Regions from separate parts of the Mus musculus genome. Here regions 2 and 3 are each linked to region 1. The links are chromatin loops, found by intact Hi-C in ENCODE. Cell type or tissue: left cerebral cortex. All regions are shown on one strand.

What was found. A loop is a pair of places that touch in the nucleus more often than their neighbours do. Peaks named below come from ENCODE experiments on the same cell type or tissue, not always from the same donor. Only the 100,000 strongest peaks of a DNase experiment are listed, where the experiment ranks them.
Region 2: it touches region 1 in a loop (2.0-fold over the local background); 7 of 42 quality-filtered maps call a loop at or near these places.
Region 3: it touches region 1 in a loop (2.2-fold over the local background); 5 of 42 quality-filtered maps call a loop at or near these places.

The regions. Positions count from the first base shown.
Region 1 is chr14:32,957,237-32,965,236 of GRCm38, forward strand. It overlaps Wdfy4 (WD repeat and FYVE domain containing 4), which reads right to left. Exons shown (of 59, transcript NM_001146022.2): 57 at 7,303-7,387; 58 at 3,506-3,617; 59 at 2,311-2,768. The coding sequence ends at 2,702. Among named protein-coding and RNA genes, the nearest start is that of Lrrc18, 30 kb to the right of the region's middle. In left cerebral cortex, a CTCF peak has its summit at 3,463 (motif pointing left); DNase peaks (open chromatin) are centred at 2,889 and 3,454.
Region 2 is chr14:32,852,807-32,860,806 of GRCm38, forward strand. Vstm4 (V-set and transmembrane domain containing 4) reads left to right here and starts at 3,950. Exons shown (of 8, transcript NM_178791.5): 1 at 3,950-4,160. The coding sequence starts at 4,106. In left cerebral cortex, no CTCF peak of the experiment used is centred here; DNase peaks (open chromatin) are centred at 4,038 and 4,412; H3K4me3 peaks cover 988 bases; H3K27ac peaks cover 574 bases.
Region 3 is chr14:32,824,398-32,832,397 of GRCm38, forward strand. No RefSeq gene overlaps it. Among named protein-coding and RNA genes, the nearest start is that of Fam170b, 5.6 kb to the right of the region's middle. In left cerebral cortex, a CTCF peak has its summit at 4,061; DNase peaks (open chromatin) are centred at 3,844 and 4,008; H3K27ac peaks cover 557 bases.

The DNA of each region.
Region 1 (8,000 bases):
CCTGCTCAGACCTCGGCAAGGCAGCAGGGATCTGGATAATTGTCTCTCCTTGTCCCCAGTAGCTGATGCTCCTGCTTTGACAGACTTCAGTTGTGGCTGTGATACCAAATCAGCTCTCTCTCTCTCATCCTCCCCAGGCATCTGCCCTGTCTCCCCTCCATCAGACCAGGGTGCCTAGTACCATGTGACTGAATGACTGAGGTCACTTAGGTCAGCAAGAACCTCCTGCTAAAGCTGCCACAAATGCCTGGCCTTAGCCTCTACTGGATCAGGGCCTCTCGACCTCACCCCAGCTCTGCTCTGTCTTCTCTAGTCCCCCACCTCACCCCAGGATGATCTACTGCCGATGCCTCAGGAGTCTGCAACCCAGACTCATCTTCCAGGGTTCAGGGACATCTGTGTCCTCCTCTGGATCAGTATGAAGCAGTTTTCCTCCTGCAGGTAACATGCATCCAAGACCCCATTGCCAGGTGCCACCAAATCTTCCCAGATCCACAGCAGTGGCCAGTTCTCCCATCTTGTCCCATTCTCCTCCACAGTACCCTATCTTCCTGCAGCTCCTCCCCATCCTCACAGTACCTCCATCAATTCCATGGTATCCATCTTTCCCTGGCCACATTCTATCCTGCACACATGACACCCCCACACAGTTCTCCTCTAACTTCCTCCACACATGGAGGGTGTTTGTTTGGACTCCAGCTTGTCACTCCTGGGACCATCAGCTCTGAGCTCTGCCACACAATCCTTGCCTAGCTGACTCTTGGGGAGCTGCTCCCTAAGGAGGGCCATCTCTGATCCTTGCTCTCACTCACACTGCCCTTCATCAGCCTCCAGCCCCTGGATAAAGGCAATAGCTTCCACTTTGGTCCATTGGCTCTTCTTTCCTGCAGCCTGACACGCCCAGAGCCTTCGCAAGGGATACTGATGGATTAGTATCCATTAGAACTGGTGTCATTCTAAGAAGATAGTAGGGTCCAGACAGGCAGAGGGAAGGCCACACAAGGATGCAGGATACAGGAGAAAGTGCCTTCTACAAGTCAGAGAGGCCCAGAAGGAAATGAACCTGTCTGCACCCTGGCTTTTGACTTCTAGCCCCCAGAATTATGAAATCATTTCTGTCACTTAAACTACCCAGCATGGGGTACTTTTACACCCCTGAGCTAACTGCAGCTAGAAGGTCGCCTGTGCCTACTCTATAGTATGGGATATCGTTTCTTATCACCTCGAGTCTCCCTTGTTTGCATCGACACCTTAGCCCTAAGACTCTAGCATGAAGACCCAAGCTTGTCTCCTCTTGTAGTTCAGACCCAGCAGGAGCAGGTTGAGGCTAGGCTGGCAAATCCCAGAACTATTTGATAGGGGGTGAATAGAAGCTAAAACTCTTACAGAATGAGTGGACTGAAGGCAGACTTTTGGCCAGCATACCTTTCGACTCTGTATAAATGCTAAAGATTGTGTTTTGAAAAATGCCTGCAGGCCCAGCCCTGATATTTATGGCATGCCTCTTGGCCTTCCTAAGGAGCAGTATTCTCTGCTGTTATATTTATAGCCCTCCGTGCAGACCCAGCCGGACAAGGGATTGCAAATGGACTGTCTGCTAATAGTGCATGCAGATGATGTGGGAAGTGGCATGATCCTTGATCCCAGGGTCAGACGAGAGCCCTTCCCATCCGGGGAGGCTGTCCTGGACCAAGGAATAGGCCCCTCCCCCAGCTTCCTCTATGCTGAACCCTAGAAGTTTACAGATACATCAGGATGGCCGGCCGTGCTCTTTTGCTGTTTCCGTGTCCACACACTGCTGCTCCTTCCTTAATATTTATCTTTAGGTCGACTTACTACTCCTTAATGGTGGGATGACTCAGAGCCATCAGACACCAAGTTCATTTTCCTACCACCCCTAAGCCCGGAGGACAGACAGCCACCAGAGCCTCTCCGGGCTTAGAGAAACATGAGGTGCCATACCCCTACTTGGGCCCTATGGGGGAAATGTCAGGAAAAGGACTGAGGAAGGCTGAGGGATTTACTCAATCCCTATTTCTCCAAGATGAGCAACGGCTCAAATCAGCATGAGGGGCACAGTGAAAAGACGGACAAGATGACCAAGACAGGGCCTGACTGGAAACCGCTACCTGCTTTTGTTGAGGTAAAGTTGAGGGAGGGATGCCCAGGCCTGGTGTATTGTTCTACCTGACACTCCTGCCAGGTGGCAGTCACATGTATGGCCTGTGGTGAGCAACAGTCTGCCCGGCAACTCCTCTCACTCCCAGGAGCCTTGCTGACGTGTAAGAATTCAGATGAAACCAGACAAGGTAACGCTCAAGCAGCCTTCCATTAGGAAAATGGAGTTTTAATAAAATAAAGACAGTGGGGTGGTTTCCATGAACCAATACCCACCCCCTCTTCTTTTCCCAGTGCAATAAGCCTTGGTGAAGTGAGCCACGTAGAAATTTCCCATGCAGCGTCAGTTTCCAGCATCAGTGTCTACCAAGATCCTTCTTACAGAAGTCCCATAGACTACAGACATGTTTAGGGTACACGGTGCAAACCATCAGGGACTCCTTGAGAACTGTGTGGAGTGGAGCCCCCCCAAAACTTGCTCTGGTTAAGCAGCCCAGGCTACACATCATCTTGTGCCTGTAGCCTGTTGCTGCCGACCCCAGGGCTCCAGGCTTTCAGGTCGGTCCCTCCAGCTCCTTGTCTCCTACCCATCAGCAGACCAGCAGAAGATTCGCCCCTTCTCATCGCCAACCAAGAGCTTGCTCTGGTTCCTTGGGAAGATCAAGAAAAGGTAAGAGTGCTGGAGGCCACTGCATCAGAGCCACACACCCCAGCCAGCACTCGGGAAATCACAGGATGCATCCCCAGCCCAGGCAGAGCAATCAGCATGAGCTCCAGGGAAGAGCATAGGCCCATGCTTCTCCTGCTGCCCCGCCCCCACACCACCCCATGTAGGCCAGCCTGGCATCCAGAACACTGTGCACTTCCTACACCAGGCACTGCAGAAGGCTACTGCAGGCCAGGGAGTGAAGAAAGAGTGGAAAGTCAGTTGCTCTTGGGACTGCAACCCCTTGGAAGAATTAGCTGGATCACCATGACAGCTAAAATAATAGCCCAGGGTCAACTTTGAGACTACTCTGCATTGGCTAAGAGACTTCATAAGGCATTCCCCCTGCCCCCCCCCCCCATGTACCACGGTCATCCTGAGCATGTTAGCATCACTAGTGGGATTCAGGACAAAAGGACCTCTTTAAGACAAACCTACAAATTATAGTTCTCTACCATTTGCGTCTCTTTGTGAATCTATGCATACTCGTGACATAGGGATCAAGAAGAGCACATGGGGATTAGCAACAAGATGGGCCTGCCTGGGTCCCTGTAGTGATGTGATCTCCCTGGGTCTGATCATTGAGAACCCAGCTGGAAATGTTGGGACTTGGCTAGGTTGGCTGTAGCGCCCTCTGCTGGAGTCCTGGAGAAAGTTCCTCGGCTCATGGGCTGCTCTTACCTAGTGATGGCCAGAGCTGTCACAGCAGGACTTGCCTTGCTGGGCTTGCCACTCAGAGCAACACTGACATCCAGCTCTCGGCTCAGGGCAAGATTCTTGGCCCACTTGTGACCTGTGGAAAGTGTGAGAGAGGAAAGTTAGAGCATTGGCGGCTGCATGCACAAAGCCTGTGCACCCAATACGTAGGACCACACAGATACAAACATTTATATTTGTGGTCAGCAACTTGTTAAATTGAGGGGGAAAATATATTTAATCTTGGCCTGTGCTGTTGCAAAAAAGGGCCGTCCCAATTTAATTTGCAGGCTGTGATAGTTACATGTGCTGACGTGCCGTGGTATCCATTGTGTACCAAATTGGATTTGTGTATTATTGCTTTCTAAATTGCATGCCTAGTTCAGCAAAATTGTTCATCAGTGTTTACTGGCTTTATGCTTAATAAGATGCCCCACAATACCTTGCTGCCAGGGTGTAATGCTGCCTGTAATTGCCTAGTAAAAATAAATTACATAAAGTCTGCATTATCAACTTAGCTAAATCCTCTCACACCCAACCAATAATTAAATGCTGAGAGAATTTTCTCAAAAAAAAAATATAACTCAATGATTGTTACCTCACTCATTCTAATGACTGCATTTAGAGACAGACAGTCATTCCTTCGATGTGAAGGGTGAGATGGAGAGACAGCAAGTGGGCATGGCCCAGTGAGAGCACTTCATCATCTCGGGACCTGACTGCTGTTGTATCCCCGCCCCAGCCTTGCTGAAATGGCCTCCTCTGGGTGGGGAAGACCCAGTGCAACAGGGAACACATAGGATCTGAGTCAAGAGTGCTGTCCATGGATGGAGACAGACACTTGGAAATCCTAGCACAAGTCCTAACACCACTCCCTTCCTAAGTCGGAGACTAGGGGCCGTTTTCCCAAGCAACCGTGCTCCGGTGGGCTAGTTCTTCCCACAGATGATGAATAAATGAGTTCCAGGCAGAAATTAGATTACAGCTGCCCACAATGCATATCCTCGGTATGTTTACAGATCTCCTTCCTTGCCCCTGGAGACATTGAGGGTGTGCAATAACATACACACCAATAGGACACATATGCAAATATTCACATGACACATGTAATTCTGATCCCTTTCCAACAAAACGGTTTTGAGCATTGTGACGAGGGCATCAGGCTTCCTTAGAGCCCTCCAGTGGGTTACGTTCATAAATCTGCTCTAAGATTCGTTGACTTTAACAGAGATTCTATCAGATTTTTTTTTAACTATTTGTGCACTACTTTGTCTTTTAATCCTATCGGTGACCCCAATCCGGAAAGCCTACTTGCTGTCGATTCTGCAGGGCAGCAGTGACCTCAGGTCAGAACAGACAGCAGAGGAAGGATGAGGGTCCTGAGACTTCCTGTCAGCTAGAAACGATCTTGTAATTTCCCTAACGTCAACATCGCTGTGTTCACAAAGGAGAATTTTTTTTTTGGAATCCGAGGAATGAATTCTGTGGAGTGGATTCTTATCTGTCCGTCGTTTCTCGATGCCCTGTATTCTACAAGATTGGAATCACAGGGAATATTCTTAGCTAGCAGAAAAGAAACAGGACCACAGCAGCTGTGGAATGGAGTTGGGTCTACAGCCTGGTCCCCTTCCAGTTCTTCAGACCACGTGACTACTTCTGTTTGAGCCAAACAGAAGCTGGGGGCCCATTGTCCCCGTGCTGAGAGTCTGTGAGCTGGGATGAGTTCATACTTTAGGAATATGAAGGGGGCAGGTGATCTTGAGACTAAGATGACATTCAGTGTCACATCTGTGACTTGTTTCACAAATAGTCAAGGGAAAAGGATTCCTGAGCTGGCTCCTCCCATGGGACAGAAACAGGATTGAGGGTATGTGATTGCTGCTCTCAAAAGAAGTGTCCAGTTCCAGCACACATAGCTATGTGCTCTCTCTCACACTCATCATGAGATGACTCCTCATGGCCTCAAGCACCGGAGGGACCAGGACACTGAGCTGAACACAGTTCTTGGTCTTTTGATGTTTATGCTCTGACTCAACCCAGATTATGACAAATTCCTAGAAGTGCTAAAGGAAGGGATTTTGGGTATCAGTTGAATGTAGGACACAGTGGAGCCCCAGCAAGTTCTGTCTGTTTTCTCGGGAGAACTCACAATGAATGTCTGCATGAATCAGGGAGGCACAAAAAATGCAACAGAGGTAAACTAATTGAAAATGACCACCATGCCCAAAGTATCCCCCTGAGGTTGGAAAAAGTCCCCTCCTGTGGGCAGTAACAGGAACTCTTGGCAGATTTGGGGACTCTCCAAATATAGTAAAGCACTTCTTCCTTCATGGGTCAACAAGAGAGACAGCTTGGTGCTGGACCATAATCTTCTGAAGTTGGGGCTGAGCAGGAAGGATGTTTGCAGTGAAGACAGGGATGGTGGAAGGGATAACTGAGTAGCTAGAGGTGCAGTGGTGTCGTTTTGATGATGAGGGCTTTGCCTGCCTTTGTAGCAGAGGGGCTGGTGAGGGCGACTGTGTGATCCTGTTTGAAGTCAGCATCACCACCGCTGCTTTAGTGGCAGAAGTGGACATGGTGGCAATCTTTGGATGACTTTGGGCAAGTTACTGAGCCTCTCTGTGCCTTGGTTTCCTTATCTCTAAGTTGGGCACCTTGCTATAATCTCCTGTTCAGCACTGCAGTCAGAAAGGAGAGGACACATGGAAGGGTTTTTGGCAGAGTGTCTCATGCTTTAGGACATTGTCCCCCTGTGATAGCCTTGGTGGTGGAGACGGCAGATGGGTTTTGCACTTCAGTCTCACCTGTCACATGAGAAGAGGGTTCTGCCATAGAATAGTGCTCTCTTGTTTTTTGTGCATATCACCTGGGAATGTGTGTGACACATCCAGCCCAGGAACTCTGAGCTTTTTCAGTTGGTTGGTCTGAGTCCCAGGGCAGGAAAGAACATTTATACTAAGCCTCTGGCTGAACTGAAATGAGGCATAATGAGGGCTATTGGGGCATCTGAGGCATGATAGGTCTGCCTCCTCCTCACTGGGCGTATGGCACCTTTCTTCTGCTTACAGGTTGGCTGTCTAGATAATTAACCAGCAGTACTCAGGTGCTGGGTTGTGGCTTCCAGGACCATCAGAGAACATCAAAGGAGAACATGTGGATATATATACCCACTAAGCCCTGGGGCCCCTGACACCCACCATATCCTAGTCCACTGGTCCAATAGAGACTGCAGAGTCCAGCAGAGGACTCAACAGAGCTTCACATACTGCTTCCTAGTACCCCCAGTCCTTGCAGGACACAAACTATTCTCTGATGCCCCCCCCCCCACCCCGTCATGGCCTGGATCTGAAATGTCTCTCCTAGGCTCATGCGGAGAATGCTCTGACTCCAGCCCATGGGACCGTTTTGAAAGCACTAAAGAGGTGGGGACTGTTTGGAAGAAACGTGTTGTCTGTCAGTGTCACACCCAGCACCAGTCCTGGTCTCTCTCCTCCGCTGCATGGGAACACTGCCATTTCACATTCCAATGCCACAAATGCCACCATGCTTTACCCCCCAGTGAGAATGCCTGAAACCATGAGCTCAAATAAACCTTTCTGTCCCGGAGTTGTTTCTGCCAAGCAGGTATGGTATCACAAAAATCAAAAGTAATGTGTGTAGTCCTCGAGCTTGGCAGCACTTCCCTGCACTCTGATGCACCATGTGGGGCTGCAGCCCTGGTGCCGAGGCAGGGGGAGAGGCGTACAGGAGGGCAACATGAGTCAAGATCTCCAAGCAGGTACCTCTGGGGCTTAGGGGCTCCGTGGAGGGCTCCTCCATCACTGCCTGCCTGGGAACAGGCATCTTCACGTCCTCTGTCTTCCAAATCTGCCCAGAAAGGAGAGCACGTGTGTCATGGCCTGGTAGAATTATACTATCTTCAGGGTCAGGGTTGCCTGTCTCTGTTCCCTCGCACCTGGGGGACCCTGGCAGATGGGGATAGGCCCTGATCACTCATTTGTGAATGGTGTCATCGGGATGTGGGGTGTTTAGGTTTCAGCTTCCCAGGAGGTGCTTCAGCCCGTAAGGGTTGCGGTTTGCATAGCTTCACTTTTAAATAGATCTCCTCCTCCTTTCTGCAACCCTATATCATCAATTCCACATGTCTGGAGGCACATGCACCCATGAGTAAGCATGCGGAGGTCAGAGGTCAATTTCCGGTGTCTAACTTTCACTCTTATCCTATGGTTTGAAACAGGAGCCCTCGCCAAAGCACTTACCGTTTCAGCTAGACTTGGCTAGTTAAGCAAGCGCCTGTCACCACCGCCTAATACCTGGACTTCACACAAATCACTTTTTTTTAGACCTAGCTCCCGGGGGCTGGGAGGTTCCAGTTCAATCACTATGCTGAATGAATGAAGGCTGAGTCCATAGTTATTCCTACACATGCTTGAGCAGGCTCAGGGAAGTCGTGTCCACGTGGCTCAATCACCCCAGCTGC
Region 2 (8,000 bases), 100 kb before region 1:
TGCTTCCCTATGTACCACAGTCTCAGGTTCCACGCGATTGGATTGGGGCAGGCGCTGTGTTCCACTCACCAGAGGTCTTAGGGTCCCGTGGGGAGTCCTGTGTGGGCCCTTGCGGGTGTTGGGCAAGACTCTGCTGGCAAGGTAGCCCGGGGGTCGAGTCTCGAGTCGAGCGGAAGGAAGGGCTCTGTCTTTTCTTGACGTCAACAACACGCTTCCTAAAACTGTGCTGATTCAAGTTACTGCTGCTGAAGCGGTTTAAGCAACACTCACATCGACACCCAACTTTAGAACTACAACTGCGAACCAGAAGATTCATACATTAAATACACATAATTATAATAACAAGATGCCCAAACTAACAACATTAATTTTATATGATGTTGTGTGGAACCAGCTTGCCCCTTAGGTGAGTTTAGGGGTGAATGCAGCTGAGGGTGATTCGTGGTTGGTTCTGGATAGTGAAGCTGTCATTCCCAGCAGAGAGCTGATGGCTTCCATGTACACAGCTCCATTGACCATCCTGCCTTCCTTCCTTCCTTCCTTTGACCTCTGTTGCTTCCATAAGGCTTTTGGTTTGGAACTGCTCCAAGCTGGTAGTCTTTCCTTCTGCATACAGATACTCAGAACTCTGTCTCGGCAAGTATGCACCACTGTGTCAGACGTGGTAAGATGTCTCAACTTTCTGTTTCCTAATTACTAGGAGGCTAACATGGGCACTTTCTGATAGCCACGTGCTCATCTTAGATGTATAAAAGCTTAGGTGATCTATTGTGTGAAAACATCTCTGAAACTGGAGGAGGATTGTGCATCAATGGCAACTTGTAATAACTGACCTGTGGAAATTGGCATGGTATCTTAGAAAACTATAGGATGCTTGTAACCAGCTATCAGTCAAATAAAGGTGAGAATATCTTAGTCAGTAAACATTTTGTGTGTATGTATGTGTGTGGCACTTATGTGTGAGTGTGTTTTGCATTTGTGTGGCACACACACATACATACAAACATATACATATATGAATGTGTGTATACACACACACACACACACACACACACACACACATGATATGAGTGGAGGCTCAACAGTGACATTATCTTCCTTAATCGTTCTCTCCATTGTATATTGAGGCTGGCCTTGTGTTGAACCTGAAGTTTTTCTTTTCTGCCAGTCTGGCTAGTTAGCTTGTTTCAGTGATTTCCTGTCTCTGCCCACCTTGCAGTAGGAATACAGATTACAGATGGGCTGCCACACCCTGCTGGCTTTTAGAGGGTTCTAGACATCAATATTCCAGCTCTCAGGCTTCTAGGAGAGGCCCCACTCCCTCTGAGCCATCTCACTAGCCCAAACATTTTATTTTTAAAGATGATATCTACTATTGTTAAGGCTGACCTTGAACTAATCTACTCAAGCAATCCTCCTGCCTCAGCCTCCCAAGTAGCTAGGACCACAGGCACTGGCCACTGCACTGGCCATAAACAAATGGTCATTTCTAGATTTTACTTCGAAACACAACAAAAGTTGCAGTTAAACGTTAAAGTCTGTATGCTGTTTACCTAGTGTCTCATCTCCTCGCCGGGCCCTTCTCTGCATGTCAGTCTCTCTACACACACTTTAGAGTACATGCTATAGATACTTATTTTATTTCAATTACTTGTTTATTTAAGAGTAGTCTGTCATGTCTCTTAACACCAGACCCCAAGTGCTAACATCAACACGTTGTTTTCAGAACCATATCCAGGGAGTACCACTCATGTAGCACACAGTAGCATAATAAAATTTTCAACACTGTCAGTAATCTCTTTCTCAGTAATATCTTTCTCGGCAATTATTTTAGGATCCACAATACCTGGGTCTTTTTAACTGCCTCTATTTTGTGCATCTCCTATTTCTTTTTGCTCAGTGGTGGTTTTATTCATTAAGAGTGCAAGGCTGGCCTGAGGTGCTTCATCTTGTATTTGAAAACTGATGGTCAGAGGCACATTTTCCCCTGGTCACTTATACAGGTGGCCTCTCACAGGTCTATATGATTTATTCTAACTCCCTTGCTCGAGATCCTTTTGATCTACGGTTCTCTTTTTTCTGCCTCCTAGGGACTGGACCAGATTGTTGTACCCAGCTAGCCTGCAGAGTCCCTGGCACCAAAGTAACACTTATTGCTATAGTTTGACTATAAAATGTCCCCCACAGGAAAGTGTTGAAACTTGGGTCCCAGCTGGTGGCTCTATTTTGACAGGTGATGGTAATGTTCTGGTCTGTGTATATGAATGCATGGGCACTCGCGCACGTGCACACACACACGTGCACACACACACGTGCACACACACACACACACACACACACACACACACACACACGCACGCACACGCGCACACACACATACACACACGCACGCACACTCGAGAGAGCATACAAAGAAAAAAAAACCCACGTGTCCATAGAAACCTGGACATGTTTTGGGTCCACTTTGAACCTCAGTTTATTCAACCTGGGGCCTCACAGAAGGAATCAAATATGTCACTGACTTATTCATGCCTGCAGAGTAGTTTCTGTGCTGTTTTATGGACGTCTTGGAAGGATGTTTGCATTCTTGGACTGTAGGACTCAGTTTGACCATAAACTCTGTCCCCCTGCTTTGTGTGTGTGCGTGTGTATGTGTATGTGTTTATTACTGATGGTGCAAGCACTGCACCATCACCACCCTTTGACCGGGAGGGATTCAAAGTAGAAAAGGTCTTGTTAAGTTGACTACACTAACAAACCTCCACCTTCTTTGTAGTTGGGATGACACTCATGTCGCCTTACTTCTTGCCCTGGTGCCTGACCCAGCAGCTCAGCTTCCGCAGGCCTGGCTTTCTGAGGAAGCTGCTGTTTCCATCCTGGCTTTCCTGGTGCTAAGTCCAGTCCCTAGGAAGCTGTGCTGCATGGAAGGCTCTCCCTGGGATCAGGTCCCAGAGGGCAAAGCCCACTGACATAACCAGAAAGAGTGGACAGTCCACCCTGAAGCTGCCCCGGAGTCGGTAGCCATTGGCTGGGTCAGTACCCCCTGGCAGGACCTCTCTTGCTTTGCTCCACCCCTCCCCATCTTCCTCAGGCCCTTGAAGTGGAAGGATGTGGGACTTCTGTTTCTCCTCTTCTGCCTCCTCTCTCTCTTCCTCTTCCCCTTGCTCCTCTTCCCACTCCTCCTCCTCCCACTTCCAAGGACCACTTTAAAAAAATGGATATTTTATTTATTTACATTTCAAATGTTATCCCCTTTCCAAGTTTCCCCTCCAGAAACCCCTATCCCACCCTCCCTCCCCCTTGCTCATCCACCTGCCCACCCCCAAGGACCACTTTTAACAAAGTTCTACTTGACTGGTGGTGTTTTCTGAACCCCCAACCCCCATCCTGGACACACACAAAGGAACCCCAAATAAAGCACAAAATGACTGCTGATGTTCACCACCAGGCATTGGGTGTCAAACTTTAGCCTGATTTGGTAAACAACGTAGCAAGGGTGGGACCATTTCTTTGCAGCAGAGCAACTGATGGAAGACTCAGAGGCACGTGGAGATGACAGACATTCTAGGCTCTCACCTGGAAAGTTGAACTCTTCTGTGGGAACCCTTTAACTTTCCAGGGATCCTCACCCAGCCCCCATCTCCTTCTCCAAGTTCAAGGCAGCAGTGGAAAGTTGTTTCTCAGCTGCTGTGAGCCTTCTCGATGGGAATGCCTGGTGTGTGTGCTGTCCAGGCTCAGGGTTTGTAGATGAACCCAGTACCTAAGTTTCTGGATCCTTCTTAGGAATAATTGGGTTTGGAACAAGGAGAGCTAAAGGTCTCCTGGACAACGTCCAACGTTACAACGTCCTCCTGGACGCCTTAGCTCTGTACAACGTGAATCTCCAGGGTCACCTCAGTTTTCTCATCTGAGACGTGGGCGTGGTGAAAGGGGACACCGTGGGCTGGCCCAGTTAGTGGATGGAGAGGCCGCTCCTCCAGCTCGGCGTAGACCCAGAGACCCAGCAGCGCTGGCCCGAACTGTGGCTGGAGGCCGAGGGGCGGGCCGGGCCCGGCGGGCGGCGGCGCTCTCCCGGGTCACAGCGCCGGGCGGAGGCGGCGGGAAGATGCGGCTGCGGCTCCTAGCGCTGGCGGCGGCCGTGCTGCTGGGTCCGGCCCCGGGTAAGCGCGGCGCGGCGGGCGGCTGCGCGGGAGGCCGGGGCTCGAGCGGGAGGGGAGGCCAGGGTTACATGGGGTCCTGGAGACTCACTCGTACCCCGCGATCCTGGCGGCGCAACGGCGGCGCCGACTCAGGTCTCCTCCGGTCCCTAGTCCTGCCCGTGTCCCGCGATGGGGACCTGCTCTCGGGACAGCTCCTGGTCCCTTCTGAGTCGCAGGCCGCGGAGCTCAGGGCGAAGCCAGCCCGATCAGAGCCCCAAGTCGGCGCCTTCTTTCTGTCTTTCGTAGTAGTCGAGACCCGCAGCTGCTGCCAGCACCAACTTTCCTTTAACTATCTTTGGAGACGCTCCGAAATGAGGTCAGGAGCGACCGGATCTTCCCAGCCTACTGGGCACTGAGGATTTACTAGTGAGTCTTCTGAGATGGTCAAATCTGGTTAGACAGGGTGTCATCCATCAGAATCCTTTCCCACAAACACACTTCTTTGGGGGCCACCTCTGTTGGCTTGCACAGTTTTATGGCTCCCACTTACAGCGGTTGAAGAACCTCTTTCGCTCCGTCCCCAGCAAAAGGTATATTAGTGACTCTCCCTTCCCAGGTGACTACCAGCAAGAGGTGTACACTATCTCATTTAATCACAGTGGTGTTTCAAAGTAAGAACATCAAGGTTTTATCAATCCAAATACTGCGTAAAACATTGGCTCAGTTTATCAGTCCACCAACCTCTAAGGACAGCGCAGTTTTAGCCCCATTTTAAAAACAAAGAACGAGAGGGACAGGTATGAAAATTTGAACCCTTTAGATTCCAACCTGGATGTACCCAGGGTCACCCTGTAGCTCCTGCTTATCATCCTTCACCTGGGTCTGTCATTCACTCCACCAGATGCTTCCCCTATGGCTCCTGACCTCCATCTGCAAGGGAAAGGCCAACATACTTCACGTATAAACCCACTCTCAGGGCCTGCACAGTCTTCGGCCTTCATTTAGGGGTAGAGTGGGAGCTTATTGGTCACCCAGTCCCACCATTCATCTCGCAGAAAAGAAAACTATCAGTTCAAGTACTTATTAAAAGCCAAGCTGTGGTTCAGAGCAGTGACTACCAGTCGTCTTTGAAGTCAGATCCCGTAGTTTTGAATTTCATCTCTGCTATGCGCTGTGTGAGCTTGAGCAAGTTGTTCAGCTTCTCTGGACCTCCATCTTGGCTGTAAAATGAGAATTAGCAGCTAATGAGGATACACTGGGGAGATACATCTAATTGCCTTAGAACTACATTTGGCCTGAAGTTCACTTGAGCGTGTTTCTTCCTCTGTCACAAAACAAGGCAGTATTTGCCCTGACCTGGAGGTAGTTATAGGTGATGACTCACAGTGGATAACTGGTGGGCTAGGTTTGGAGGCCTCCCTGCTTATTGCCCCTCCTCAGCAGCCCATGATGCTACAAAGCAGTGTGCTTCAGAGGTTTGCTGTCTGTCACTTAGAAGTCCCTGGATCCTAGAGACAGTGGAGGATGTCTTTAGGCAGTGGGGATGACAAGCCATAGTACCAAGCGCACCTTCATGGCCTGCTGACCGAGCTGGAGCCGCGCGCGTGGCCATTTCTGCATCCTGGGAGAAGGAAGTGTTTGCTTCCTGCAGCTGAGGCTGCTGCTGCTTCATGAGAAGACTCTGCACTCTGGGCCTCCATGGGTATCATCTCAGAGAGCTGTCTGTATTCTTCCTTTTCACGGCGTTACCAAATCCCAAAGCAGGGGCTAGACTGTGAATCTCGTTCCCAGGGACCCGAGGTTCATGGAGAAGCACAAACGGCAGTGTAACTTGTGGGACCCGTGAGAAACAGAAACATAGGGGATCTTCTTCAAAATATATAAAAATTTCATGAAATGATCAGTAAAGGCTAACGCCAGTGGGCATCGCAGGAGCCATCTGTGTGCCTGCAGCTCTTGCACGCATGGAGCCTACCCTGATCCAGGATAGTGTAGGCTCCCTTCCTGCTGCTCTTTCCACAGTTCACACATACAGACTTATACTATAGCTCACTTGCACTAGCCATGAACCACATCACTTCCTGTTCACCACTGTGGGTGAAGAAGCCCAGGCTCTGAGCGCCCCATTCCCAACAGAAGCAGATTTCCAGCCAGGCCATCACAGGACACCCACCCAGGCTCTCTACCCAGCCCCTCGGCCCTTCCTTTCTGTGCTCTTTTCCCCCTTCTGCTGTGTTCTTTCTTCCTCTTCTCTGGCCACTCAACAGGCCTGGGACCGTGTGACTCCCAGTTCTCAGCCCTCAAGGGATGCCTGGGGCTTTGGAACATCAGAGAACGTGCTTGTAGAAGGAATGGAACCACGGCTGCAGGAAGCTTGTCCTTCTGTTTGGATCAGTGCCATCCATTTCTGTATTGCCACCTTTCTTGTTTAAGAACTGGCCTTTGACTGGGGCGAGGAATCCTCTCTAGAGGACTATGTACAGGAAGGGGTTTCAGACTGGGCCACAATGGGATGTAGTACAAAAAAGGATACCCATCTTTTCAATTCTAGCCTGCACCTGGTTCTTCCTGCTGTGGGCCTCTGGATAGTGAGACCCTCTCTCTTGGAGGCTGCTGAAATTTGGCTTTACTAATTTCCAAGATAGCCTTCAGCTCATGACCATATTCTTAGGTCTCTGTAACCCCAAGACAAGGATCAAGGTCGTTTCAGGGCTGAATTTTTTTCTTTCTTGCTTGCTTTTTGTTTGTTTTGGTTCCAGGGTTTTTTAAAACCCTGCATGTTTCCTCCGTAGCTGGTAACTTTGCGGTTGTATTCTCCCTCCTTGTCCCAATCAGGAGCTGCCTCACTGGCCTCTTAGCTCCGTAAAGTCAATGGAGGCAGAAGACACAAAAGGGAAGCAGAAACCAGGAGTGCAGGGGTGTGGTGGAGCCCATTCCTCACCTTAGCTCTCTGCAGTCTATGCTCAGGAAACATGTCTTCTGCTTCAGGCTAATGTGTCAGTTTCTTAGGTCAGAGAGTGAGGGTCAGCCCTGCCTAGCTGCTACATTGTGTCAGCTGGAGGGGGGAGGGGTAAGTGACATCTGCCTGGGCCGTCCCTCATGCTGAGTCAGCATCCTCATGCTGAGTCAGCATGCACGCAGTGTGCTTTCCTGCCCACAGCTCTTGCATGCTTTGTCCGTCAGTCTGTCTGGCCGGTGCACCCACTTTCCATTGTCCTGCCTCCCATTGCTTCCCCTGGCCCCTTTCTGCTGAGCCACAGGGGACACAGTGATACAGTGGGAAAGAACTGTCAGCTTCTCTCCACAAAGATTGAAATAAGCACCTTAAACTCGGGGCTTATGCTTGTCAGGCCCCCTACCTGCACTTCCTCCCATCCTGGCTGGGTCTGAGCTGCAGGTGTCTGCACATAAACCAAGCCTCCATACCTATACACTTGGCATATGGAGCCGCCCGTTCCAGGGCTGGATGGTGCTGCCCATGGCCCCTGACTTGGACAGGGGATCCTACTTCTGAGAGCCTGTGACTTTCGGCAAAGCTTTTCTGACAGAGTGTGAGGTGCTTAGCCACGTCAGCTTCAACGTCTCCGTGTGTGTGTGTGTGTGTGTGTGTGTGTGTGTGTGTGTGTTTATGTGTGTGTGTGTGAGGATGGGTTGAAGGTGAAAGGTTGGAGTGCACTTTCATCAAGAGGGCTGTATGCGTTTGCCTACTTCCGTACCAAATGGCCTTGATAACAAACTTGTATTGATTGACAAGGGGGTGAAATCTGAGGTCAAGGTGACTTCGGAGTCTGGTTGTCCCAGGCCTCTCTCTGCTTGGCTGCTGTGGTATCTTCTTCAACTGCGTGACTCTGTGTTCCAAGC
Region 3 (8,000 bases), 130 kb before region 1:
AGCGAGTGGGGTCATGGAAGAGCACGTGGGGCCCAGGCTTCTGGGAAAACAGGCGAGCACTTCAGCTGTTGTCCAGAAATTCAGAGTTACTCATCTACCAGCGGGAAACATCAGCTCATTAAGAGTAATTTACAACACTGTCTAGCACAGTTATAGATAAATGCCAGGACATGGCTCTAGCATTTTAGGATGGAAACAGATTTCTCCACTTGTGCGAGGCTATGATCCAATAAAACACAGTGTGAATGGAAATGCCGTGAAGTCACAGGTGTGCTTAGTGCACCTAACATGACACACACCAGCTTAGTAACCCGTGGAGATTCAGAGGCGTGTACTCCCCTTGGCTGCTCAGCTTCAGAGACCCAGGCCAGGGGTTGCTTTTCACCATTGTGAAGTCACAGCAGTGTAAATCTAAACACCCAGGCTGGGCTGACAGTAGTGCCCAGTGTCCGGCTTCAGCACAGCCCTTTTGGAGACTCCATTGGTCAGGAGTGGGTGGGAGAGTGCCCTTGGGGGCAGGTGTCTGGGGGAGGAAAGGCAGGTGCTGGAAAGCCCCTGGCAGCAAGACAGTTTGCTGCGGTGCTCACAGGGACCTTTAGTGATGACGCCTGCTCCACGACTTAGCAGCTATAGGAGCTTGGAAAACAAGACACTGAGGGTCAGGGAGCGGGCAGGCAAGTGCATGTCCCCAGGGACTTACATATGTGTGCAAGGCCACATGCCCTATTTTCCTTTCTGTTGCTATGATAAAACACTTTTAGAAAGGGCAATCTAGGGAAGAAAAGGATTCTTTTAGCTCACACTCCCAGGTTATAATCCATCACTGCAGGAAGTCAATGCAAGATCTTGAAGCAGCTAGTCAAACTCCCAGCCAGAGAAAAGAGAACCGAACGCACGGTTGTGCCTCCTGCTACTCAGCCCACCATCTCCACTTTCACAGTCCAGGACCCAAACTCAGGGAGTGGTGCCACCCACATCCGATTCAGCAAGGGCCCACTGGGCATAGACGTGTGCTGCAGCTTTGCTGCCTTGTTGGGGTGAGGCTGAGGAGACGTCTAGGTGGGCTGTCCGTCCAGCAGCCAGATGAACCAACCCCCAAGGGTCTGAGCTCATCACACCCAACCTCTGAGGAGGTGAGCTCTGCAGTCTACACAGCTGGAGAGGCTGCTCCGGCCTCCAGAGCCTACTTGGCCACGCCCACCCTGGGCGTGGCTCTTCCTGCAGCCCAGCTGGCTTCCATCAGGCTTTTTCCCAGCCCCCAGCGGCATGTACTGTCTTCATTTGTCCTTGTTTATGTTTTCTGGTAAAGGCATGCCATCGCTTTCCCATAAGGCCTTATACTTTGCCTGTTCGGTTTTAACCCTTTGTAGTTGGGGCAGGTCTCCTCAGCCCAGCTCCATTAGCCGCACCTGTGAGCAGGGACACTGTCCTTGATCCCAGCGGGGCTGGGAGGTTCCTGTAGGAGGGGCTGGTGCAGAGCCTCAGGTAGACCAGGATCTCAAAAGAAGCTTTGCATGTCTTACTTATGAGCGGTACTTACTAATGAGTATCTTCCCTCCAATCTCATTAGCATTTAAATAAGGCAGAAGTAACTTATTGTTTATTTTCTTATGTAAACAAACATTTACAACACAGAACCATGGTTTAGGCTGAGGCATCTACACCAAGCAGAAAACAGAAACAACCAAAAGGAAATGCAGCTACTGATGAGAGTTCGGTCACCATCAGGGTCCCCAGCCTGAAGCTAAATTGTTCCCTGACCTGCCAAGACCAAGTCAGCCAAAATCCCAGCATTGCTGAGGTGGGGGATGCAAATGGAGTGCCATCCCCAGCTCAGGGACTAGCAGCAATCCCTGCTTGCTGGGAGAGGGAGAGTTGGTTTTCTTCAGGGACACAGCCACAGAGAGACACCCCATGCTCCAGTAGATGGTCCCACACCCATGCATACACTGGCAGCATTAAGTGGACTAGGTTGGGAAAGCAAGCAAGCAAGGCAGGAAGCAAGCACATGAAGTAGTTAGGGGGAAATATGGTGGGAGGCATAGTAGGAGAATTGCAGAATATGAGGTGGGTTTCACCAAAATACACCATATCAAAACACCATATGCATGTATGGAGTTCTCAAAGCATAACAAAAAGGAGTAAGTTCTTAAAAAGTGAGGCCCATGGGCAGCTGTTTCTCCTCCTGCCTCTTTACCATGTTAAGATGCGCTTATAACATCCTTACCAAATGGTAGCACTGTGAGGCTCAGATTCCAGGTATCAGACTCGTGAGTCAAATAAGCCTCTTTTGCTTATAAAGCGTCCTGCTTCAGGCATTTTGTTGTAGCAACACGAAAGGACTGAGTGCTATCTTTTCCCATGTGAACTAAGCTGAATTTCCACCGCCTCAGCAAGGGTTTAATGGTACCAGTTGGTGCAAGTGACTCAGGTAGGTTGGTGGGAGGAGCTGATCTGGTCGCTGCTGCTCATCCCTGTTGCTGTTGAGATGTGAGATCTCAGCAGCCTCAGTAGATGGGTCAGGTATAAACAGAGGCAAAGCTGGGGAAGCAGTGTCTTACAGTGAAGGGATTAAAAACGGCCACATTCTTGTGTTATGTGAACAAAGAATGTGCCAGGGTGATCAGACAAGTTGAGGGTCCAGCAGAAATATTGCTCTTGGAGTTGTTATCTATTGCTTCTCGTCATTTTTTTAAAAATAAATGACTTAGTAGACCCACATGGAAAAACTCAGTCACTCAGCAATGCAGCAGCAAGAGTTGGGCCTCAGCAAAGCAAGCGCAAGAAGAAGGCACAGAGGTTAGGTCTTGTCCTTCGGGTTTTGTAACAGGCTGCTCCTTGAACAGTTTGTCTTTAGATTTTGACCTTCACCTTTGAGCCCCTGAACAAACAGCCTAGGCTTTCTATGTCTAGGATAAGGGAGGGGCTGAGGCCTCAGGCACAAGAAGTCCAGCCAAAAGCCTGCCTCCCTCCTGGTCATTTAATGAGGCTGCTGTGTGCAGAAAAGTCTCCCTCTAACAGCTGGACTCCAGGAGCTGGCACCGGGAGGCTGACCACACCCTCTGTGTTCTTAGAGAGTCACACAGGAAGCTCTAGGATAGAACTGTGTCTTCCCTCTCAGCCAGGCCCCCAACTCCCAGGCTGCAACTGCTAAATTAACCGGAATGATCCCGTACTTGGACTTGACAGCCCCGAAGGCTGGCTTGGTTAACTTCCTTCCACGACCTCTCATGCACGGTGCTGTGCCCTTGGCTCACACCCATGGCAAATGGGTGGCTTTGCAGGAAAATGACCCAAAGGTATAAGTGCCCTAGCACCTCCAGCCATCAGAATCATGAGCCAAATCCTCGGCTTCAATAGTGCTTTCAAAGACCTGTGTGAAGACCAACCTATTCTCACACCATCTTCAGAGAGATGATGCAGATGCTTCATGGATGAGAGAGGGGGGGTCCCAGAACTCTATTCCATCTCCCAGCATAAAATCCCAAACCCCAGAAATGAAGCAGGGTGGAATGGGGCCTGACGAGATCAGCTCCCTCAGGTGTTAGCTCTGCTTGCTTTTTGAGGAGGGGACCCAGAAGATGTCACTGTTGGGGAGGTGTTTTTCCTTCCAGTGGGAAGAAAGGACCCTTCATCACCACTACACCTCTACACTGTGGTTTGGCCACAGAAGTCCCCCAAACACAGCCTGAGCACAGGCTGGCCATGCCAGGCTAGGCTAGGCTATTTCTGCCTCTGGCTGTGTGGGATGGGTGATCTGACACTCCCGTAGCCTATTTCATAGCACAAGCCTCACTGGAATTAGAAGCCAAGGCAAGGCAAGTGTGGCGTCTCTGCTTCCTGCACGGCTGTGGCTGCTTTGTTTCCTGTTTCCTTCTCTGTGGAAAAGAATGGAGGCAGGGAGGGGCAAAGTTTGGAAGAAAGGAGGCTTGGAAAATACTGCAGGCTTTCTGGACAAGGCTTATGGCTCATATGTGATGTGTGCAGAGCGTGTTGGCCAAGAGACGGCCAGAGCTCCAAGAAAATGCTGTGCTGGGCCTTTTGGGGTTTTGCACACCACCCCTGCTGGCTGCCTCAGAGAAGCAAGGAGGTTCCTGGCAACACCAAAGAACCAGCTGGAAAACGGTGGAGCTGAGGGGGTGGGGGAGAGGGATGGGCTGCAGAGGGCTGAGCAAAGCCCTTTTGGGTGTTCTCTGCTCAGTTTCTGCATGGAGTAAGTGGAAGGCCCTTCCCAAGGACAGAAACAGTCCAGAGGCCCTGTGAGGGCAAAGGGCAATCACATGCTAGTTGTAGGGTTTAAACAACACAGGAAGCAACCTCCCGCTCCACATTCTGACCACCTAGCAGAGCAGTCTTGCCTTTCATGCGCAGGGGATAGAAACCCCTCTGTAGTCCTTCCCATTGTGCCTCAACCTCCCTGTGAATAAGGAGTGTGAACAGTGCTGGGACCAGGGAGGATCTCAAAGGTCAAAGGTCCTATGGAGACTCTGGGAAGAGAGAGAATCTGACTAGGAAGTCTGAAAACCATTCTTTTGACTAGAAATTGGGCAGCTGAAGGCAAAGGCAGACATCTATCATGTCATCCAGTTGGTGGTTTGCTAGCTGAGGTTAATGGCGCTGACGTTGGTAAACAAAAAACTCACACAGCTGGGGTGGCAGAAGTTCTTTCAGCCTGTCCTGGAAAACCATGTGATCACTTGATTCTGAAATTGCCTAATAGGGCTAGGGATGCCCACTGTGAACCATCTCATTCAGACATTATCAAACACTACAGGAAAGATGAACATCCACTGAATCTGTGTAGCTGGGCAACAGACAGATTGTCCTCTAATGTGCGGCACAACAAATATGCCCTCTCTCTGAGGGTGGAGAATTCAGGCAGAGCACTACCTGGACCACTCCACAGCTGGGCACCAAGGTCTTCTGAAGACACCTTGACTCTTGAAGCTAGTGGATGACAGAGATCCACAGAGGCTGGTGCCTGGGGTATGTCTATCTGGCCTTCCCATGTGGTCTGAATGCTCTTGAATCATGGCGGATAACTGGAACGGAGACTGGTGAGGGTGGAGAGAATCCAGTCACCTTTGCTAGCCTAGCACTGGCAGCTGGGAAGCACCTGTCCTCCACACTGGACTTTGAGACAATTACAGAATCTGCCCTGGCCCAGGATGCAGGACCCTGTCACACTATGCAAGAAGAGCATGGGAGGGGACATGAAACTGATGTGACTTCTGTGGTACTTGGAATGAAAACATTTCCTGTAGTCTCATGTATTCCAACACTTGGCCCCAGTTGGTAGGGCTCTTCTGGGGAGATGATGGAACCTTTGGGTGCTGTTTTAGGGTTTCTAGTGCTCTGATAAACACCATGACCATAAGTAGCTTGGGGAGGAGCGTTCATTTTGCTTACACTTCCACATCACAGTCCATCATAAAGGCACATTAGGGCAAGAACTCAGGGCCTGGACCTAGAGGTAGGAATTGAAGTAGGGACCATGGAGAAACACTGCCTATTAGCTTGCTCCTTGTCATGGTTTGTATATGTTTGGCCCAGAGAGTGGTACTATTTGGAGGTGTGGCCTTGTTGGAGTAGATGTGTCACTGTGGGCATGGGCTTAAGAAACTCCTCTTAGCTTCCTGGAAGTCAGACTTCCACTAGCAGCCTTTAGATGAAGATGTAAAACTCTCAGCTCTTCCTGCACCATGGCTGCCTAGATGCTGCTACGCTTCTGCTTGATGACAATGGACTGAACCTCTGAACCTGTAAGCCATCCCCAAATAAATGTTTCCCTGTATAAGACTTGCATTGGTCATGGTGTCTGTTCAAAGCAGTAAAACCCTAACCAAGACACTCCTCATGGTTTAATTATCCTGCTTTGTTATACAACTCAGGACCATGTCCAGGGATAATACTGCCCTCTGTGGGATGGTCCCTGCCACATCTCTAGTCTGTCATCAATCAAGACAACACCCCACAGACTTGCTTACAGGCCCATCTTATGGAGGAATTTTCTCACTTGTGGTTTTCTTTTTTCCTCACCAAGTTGATAGAAACCTATCCAACAAAGAGGTGGAGCCTCATTGGAGGAAGAGAGTAGGCCTGAGACACTTACAGCATTGGTCTATTTGCTGTTCTCCATCTTTGTTTCCCAGTGTGCATGAAAATGTGATCAGCCAGCTATACCTGTTGTCACATCTCCAGCTTCTATGGACTCTGACACTCTGGAATGATACACCAGAACCTGTTCTTTCTTCTCATGCTTTTGGTCATGCTGTTTTATCATAGCAACAGAAAAGTCAGCTAGTGCACCATCTGAGGGAAAGTCAGTCTCCCATGATTCAACTTAATTATTCGTTTCTGAGGAGGGCTGCTCATGCCTGGGTATGCTGTTCTCAAATTCTCTTTGGGCCTTTATAGATGTTTGATGCAGGATCTATTTGGGACTTTTATGGAGAGGGGCACACAAATAGTTTCTATACTGGTGAGGTCATCACCACATTTGATTGTTAGTGCATGCAGTGCTCACTATTGAATGGTGTTATATAGTTTGGTTGCATTGCATTTTCTTTGACCATTTCTTTCTTTTGGTGACTATCTGACTGTTTCCTGTTTTTTCTACCACTAGTCACAGCTGCAATCAGTGTTTCTCCGTGTGTGCCATTTTATATAATGCTGGCGTGTTTCCTTCCCAGGACAGAGATGATGGTGACATGTGCAGTATGGAGCATGCCCACTGACATCCATGGAGTGCTGGATGGCTACATAAGTTTCTCTGTTAAGAGGGCTGTGTGGAAGTCATTCGCTAGTCTTCACCAGCACTTGCTATCATCAGTCTTTCTCACTTTTGCCTCATTTATAAGTGGAGACTGTGATGCAGCAAACAAGTGAGCTTTTCAGGTGCAGTTCCCTTATGATGGCTACAAGGAATGGCTTCTCAGACATCTCTCAGCTATCTAATTCTGGAGGGAAATGCATATTAATTTCCTTTACTTCTTTGTTTCATTTCACTAAGACAGAGAAATGCAAGTACAAATGAAAACTTTGGGTTTTTTGTTTGTTTGTTTGTTTTCTTTTTCATGTTTTGTTGTTTTGTTTTTGAGACTGGATCTCACAGTGTATGCCAGGATAGTCTTCAATTCAAGATTTGACCAATCTCTCTCCAGGGTGGAGACTCTAGGTAGTACCACCTCGCACTGTGAATGGTAAGTGAGATTTGATAACACACTGACACAACAAAGACCCGGAAAGGAGCCATCCAGATGGCTCGGTGGATAAAGGGTCCTTCGGCTCGGTGGATAAAGGCAACTGGTACCAAGTCTGACAAGCTGCATCTAATCCCCAGGCCCCACCAGGTAGAAGGAGAGAGCTGGTTTCTCTAAGTTATCCTCCGACTTCCACACACATCATGCCACACGTGTGCCCCTTTCCATGCTCCCCACTTGCAATAAACAAAGAAAACATAATACAAATTTAAAGTGAAAAGACTCTTAGTGCTTGCATGGAAGGATACCATTTAGTAAAGCCACCCTAAAATTGCATAGAAGTTATTTTATTGCCACATTTATTGTTAAAATATAACCTAGAGCTATAAGAAAATATTCTAGTTGTCTCACGTGAGGTGGGATCAGCGTTCATCTTTTTATACTACTGAATACAACTGTTCAAGGTCATTTACTGGCTGAGTATTCTTTTCCCCAAGACTATTGTCATTTTCTCTATCCACATTTTGTGCTGGTATCCTTGGTTTTTTATTTTATTTTATTTTATTTTATTTTATTTTATTTTATTTTATTTACAAGGTATGCCTTTGTATGTATCTGGAAAGAAAGGTCACACAGTTTCTTCTTCCAGCTGTGAACAATGGTTCTCTATTGCTGCAGGTATGACTTCCCAAGGCTCAGTAGAACTCCCTGGTAAAGGTCTTTGTGTAGTGGTTTTACCTTCTGGGTGGAGTATTGCCAGATAGATGTTTGCCTGGATGATGTTAGGGTTGTTTTGGG